2 separate regions of the Homo sapiens genome follow, and region 1 is linked to region 2. Evidence: chromatin loops called from intact Hi-C (ENCODE). Cell type or tissue: heart right ventricle. All regions are shown on one strand.

The links. A loop is a pair of places that touch in the nucleus more often than their neighbours do. Peaks named below come from ENCODE experiments on the same cell type or tissue, not always from the same donor. Only the 100,000 strongest peaks of a DNase experiment are listed, where the experiment ranks them.
Region 1: a loop joins it to region 2, with 2.4 times the contacts of the local background. A loop is called at or near these places in 12 of 110 quality-filtered maps.

The regions. Positions count from the first base shown.
Region 1 is chr5:138,926,760-138,929,259 of GRCh38, reverse strand. CTNNA1 (catenin alpha 1) reads right to left here. Exons shown (of 18, transcript NM_001903.5): 14 at 1-14. Among named protein-coding and RNA genes, the nearest start is that of LRRTM2, 53 kb to the right of the region's middle. In heart right ventricle, no CTCF peak of the experiment used is centred here; a DNase peak (open chromatin) is centred at 1,169; H3K27ac peaks cover 2,500 bases.
Region 2 is chr5:138,640,773-138,643,272 of GRCh38, reverse strand. No RefSeq gene overlaps it. Among named protein-coding and RNA genes, the nearest start is that of HSPA9, 67 kb to the right of the region's middle. RefSeq lists enhancers at 1,179-1,258, 1,269-1,348, 918-1,471, 1,472-2,025. In heart right ventricle, a CTCF peak has its summit at 1,270 (motif pointing left); a DNase peak (open chromatin) is centred at 1,252.

The DNA of each region.
Region 1 (2,500 bases), 290 kb before region 2:
AACTCCTCAGGGGTCTGCCACCCAGACAAAGATCACAGGTCAGACACATCTCTGGGCCACCAGCCCCCAGCCACCCTGAGCCTCTTGGCCAGGTGCACGGAGGCCCAGAATTCTGGATTTTAATGTGCAGTGTTCTGAACAGTATGGTGAATAAAGTCAAAATCACTCAGCATTTGTCTCGAGCCTCTGCTTCACTGGTGCACACGCTGGGCTGCCTGGCCCACAGCAGGCCTGGGCTGGTTTCACTGTGTGTGGGGCTCAATTGCTATCACTGAGTCAATTCACTATTTCTTTGTAAGACATGATTGTTTTTTTTTTTCCTTTGAGACAGAGTCTCGCTCTGTCACCCAGGCTGGAGTGCAGTGGCGTGATCTTGGAATCAATGCAACCTCCGCCTCCCGGGTTCAAGAGATTCACCTGCCTCAGCCTCCCAAGTGGCTGGGATTAGAGGCAACATGCCACCATGCCCGGCTAATTTTTGTATTTTTAGTAGAGACGGGGTTTCACCATGTTGGTCAGGCTGGTCTTGAACTCCTGACCTCAGGTGATCTGCCTGCCCTGGCCTCCCAAAGTGCTGAGATTACAGGCGTGAGCCACTTGTGCCCAGTGACATAAGGTTTTTACTTCCTAATTTACTTCCCCAACACCGGCATTTTAAGACAAAGATGAGAACTGTCCTGGGTAGAAAAGGTACTGACTTAAAAATAGAGGTGTTTTGTATAGTATTAAGCGGATTTGTATAACTTTCCTACTTTATGACAAAAAGAAAATTAAATAACTGGGCCTTCTGTTAGGGTACCAAGGCTGCTTGGAGGAGTAAAAATAGGCAATGTATTTTAAAGTATTCTTTTGACTTTCATCAAAAGAAAAGAGGGGAGAATATGGCAGGTGAGGGCTGAGTAAATACCCAAGGGACTGATTACTGGTCCTAGCTCTTTGCTTTAATTATGAAATAAAATTCTTATTTTGTACCAACTACCAGCCTCTCATGATTAGCTACTGACTTGAAACATAATGTTGTCCTCTGGCAGTTATCAGTAAGGGGGCAGCAGGCAGAACAGCTGGGGTTGGCGCTCAGCCCAGCCGGCTGGCCTGTGACAGGAGGGCAGTGAGGCGAGTCTCTCGTCTGTGTACCAGGACATAGTCCAAGCCCAGCCCAAGGACTTGCAGTGAGGTTCAAACAAGAAGATATGCAAGAAACATTCTGGAACCACCAAGAACGTGCTGTGCAAAGGCTGGGCCTGTCCCTTGATGAGGTGAGAACAGTGGACGCTCACGCAGGGGACCAGACAGCATGTCGGTGTGAGGTCCTGGAGGCCGATGGACTCGGTGGCACAAAACACAATGCCAGCACTGACAGTTTTAACGCTGCAGTCACACATGCCTTCGGGACTGGCATGCAATCAATCAGTTAAGGGGCTTTTCAAAGGACCACCTCCTAACATCATCTCTACCTCCCCAGCACCCCATCGCAGACCCAAGAACCGTTCTTGCCAAGAAAACCGAGTACTCTCATTCATTCATTCATTCATTCATTCATTCATTCATTATCTCTCTGCCAAGCACTGTTCTGGGCCCTAAAGATACAAAGTGACAAACAGACAAAAATTCCTCTCGCATATTCTAATGGAAGAAATGACAACAAAGTAAGCAAATGAATTATATGACACATCAAAAGTGACCAGTGCTATGAAGAAAGCAGTGATGAATAAAGGGAGATTTTAATTCTATATGGGTGTTTGGAAAAGTCTCACGAGAAGGTGCTCTCAAGGAGGGGGAAGGGGGGGCGGGTGGCAGCATAGAGGCCGTGGGGAAGGGGCATTGGCCCAGGGAACTGCGTGAATAGCAAGGAGGCCACAGAAGGGGGGCTTAGCTCACTGCCCCCATGTCACCGGCTTGCCTGGAACCCCATGAGTACAAGAGGAGATCAGCAGGAAATAAGGTTGGAGAAGTGACAGGTTCCAGTCCCAGAAGGCCTCGTAGGCCAGCATAAAGAATGAGTGACGTGGCGGCCTGTGGAGACGCTGGCACAGAGGATAACATGATCTGATTGAAGCTTACAGAAATCGCTCTGGCTGCCCTGTGGCTCATGAGACTGTAGGCACCCAGGATGGGAACAGGGAACCAGCTGAGTGGCACCTGCATGAACCCGGGTGAGAGGTGCTGGTGGCTTAGACGAGGGTGAGAACATGTTCAGGTTCTCTACTGTGAACGGAGAGCCAAAAGAATTCACAGATAAAGCAGATGTGAGGTATGGGACAAAAGGGAAATAAAAGATTCGAGGTCTGGGCCCGAGCAAGGGAAGACGGAGTCACTATCAACTAACATGTGCTGCCTGGGTGGAGCAAGTGAGAGGGAGGAGGCAAGGTGCGCAGACAGGTGTGGAACTTAGGAGAGTCGGCCTCTAGACAGGACTCTGAAGAGGTCAAGGACTTCCCAGCAGGCCACACCCGTGTTTCACAGGCTGAGGAGATGGGGAGAAACCAGCCAAGGAGACTGA
Region 2 (2,500 bases):
GAAAGTCCTAACAGTGTCAGCTCCAGGTAAGGAATGTGCTGCACCCTGCCGACCAGCTCAGTACTCTAGGCTCAGCCCATCCCCATCTGATGGGGCCAGGAAGAGTCACAGAGGACTGTGAGATCTGGGAGAAAGAGAGAAAGCCATTTTTTTTTTCATGATGAAGAAGGTGGTGAGCAGGTCATGGGCAATAGCAACACAGATTAACCTGGGAAAAAGTTCTGAAGAAAATTGGGACATTCAGCTCTGCCAAGACAGTCAGACCAGGGTGAGCTACTGGGGGCTGGCAAATGGTCAGGGGTTACACTGTCCCCAGCCTAGGACCCAGCCAGCCTTGGCCGTGGCCCCAGACAAAGACTTGCCCCACTTGCTGATCTCCCAGAGGCAGAGGCCAGATTCCTTCCAGCCCAGGGAGTCTCTGGACAAGTCATAAAAGTGTTTCCTCCAAGTCTCTGTCTGGTCCTGCTAGAAAAAAATTGTCCATCTGTCAGTCTGCAGGTGAGTGGGGCTGGGTGCCGTGACTTACGCCTGTAATCCCAGCACTTTGGGAGGCTGAGGCAGGAGGATTGCTCAAGACCAGGAGCTCGAGACCACTTAAGCAACATAGACCCCACCTCTACAAATAAAAATGTAAAAATTAACCAGGTGTAATGGTGCGTATTTGTAATCCTAGTTATTAGGGAGGCTAAGGTGAGAGGATGGCTTGAGCCCAGGAGTTTGAGGCTGCAGTGAGCCATAATCGTGCCACTGCAAGCTTGGATGACATAGTGAGACACTATCCCTTTTTTTTTTATGGTGTGGGGGGATGGAGTTTCACTCTTTCGCCCAGGCTGGAGTGAAGTGGCGTGATCTCAGCTCACTGCACCCTCCGCCCGCCAGGTTCAAGCGATTATCCAGCCTCAGCATCCCAAGTAGCTGGGATTATAGGTGCCTGCCATCATGCCTGGCTAATTTTGTACTTTTAGTAGAGACGGGGTTTCGCCACGTTGGCCAGGCTGGTCTGGAAATCCTGACCTCCAGTGATCCACCCGCCTTGGCCTCCCAAAGTGCTGAGATTACAGGCGTGAGCCACCACCCCCTATCTCTTAAGAAAGGCCGACGCTATCTCTTAAGAAAGAAAGCAAAGGAAGAAAGAGAACGAGGTGACCGCACCAGTCACCTTCAGATTGATGGATGAACAGACAAAATTTCCGATGTTCCCTGAGCCAGGGCTAAGGCATCAGCCCAGAATCCTCTTCTCGGATGACTCAGGAGCGCCCCCTTCTGTCTGGTTTGGCTGAAACCAGTGTGGGGGGCGGGGAGAAAGAATGATTAAAGTAGATTCTAATCACAATGCCCAAAGACAGCCGCTGCAGGAGCAGGCCCTACCAGAAGGGTCCTCACTTTAGGCTGCCCCCCGATACTGCCACAGCCTGAATCAGAGCTGGACTTCCTCAAGGGGGATCAGGGACCAAGGAGGAGAATGTCTAAAGCGCAGTCGACCTGAGAGGACGCCTAGGCTGTCATACCTGGGCCTGGCAGCCTGGCCTCTGGGCACATGCCTAGAGCTCTGGAGGCCATCCAGCCTGCAGATGTCCCCAGCTTCATGAGAAAAGTCATGGTCTGTGTAGAAAGACCAGGCTCTTCCTCTGAGCCTAAGAAAGAAAGGGCTGAGACAGTCAATTATCTCAGGGCTATGAGTGTGTTGTCGGGGGATCAGCCAGCCATGGGAAGCACAAGAGGGGAGATGCTGCTTCTCCCCAGCAACTGCCCCCAGAGCCAATGAGACATGTTTCCCAAAGGACCTCCAGCTTCCTGTGTACAGGTGCAGAAGAGACCCGCAGACTCCTCTGGTGTTTAGTTCTAACATTCCATAACCTACAGGATTCTCTCTCCTGGACCATCTGCAGCTGCCCTTTCCCAGTTTATTCGTTAGTCTGATTTTTTTAAATTAATTAATTTATTTATTTGCCATATAGAGTCCACATTGGATCTTCAGTCTGATTTAAATCCATCTTGCTGCATCTGAATGACAGCTAGAAGAGAGGGAGGGGGAAAGCAAAGGGGATGCTGAGAAACTGAGGAGGAGAAAGACAAAACAAGGAGAAGGAGTGGAGAGAGAACTGAAGGAGTGGAGAGAGGAAGACCCGAGCAAGTACCTGAGAGGAGCCATCTGCCCGGTGGAGAACAGCTTCTGCATTGTCCCTAGTCACTCTCCCTGTCAACACTTCATAGCTGCAAGTCCATGCTCGCACTACATGTAGGCGTGGACACACACACATACACACACACATCACATACTTAGGCTGTGGAGAAGGCCTGGCTGTGTGTGGGGCTTGAGGGGCAGTCTGCCCCCTCCTGAATACTTATCTTCTCCTCCTCACACCTCCCCACCCCTCAGCCTTCCAGCACTAGTTCTTTGTGCTTTCAAAGCAGCTCCCTCCCAGAATGCTACCTCCAGGAAGTGCTGAGCTGAGAGAATGGGGGAATGGAAGGAAGGGGAGCTAGTCCTCTTCCCCCG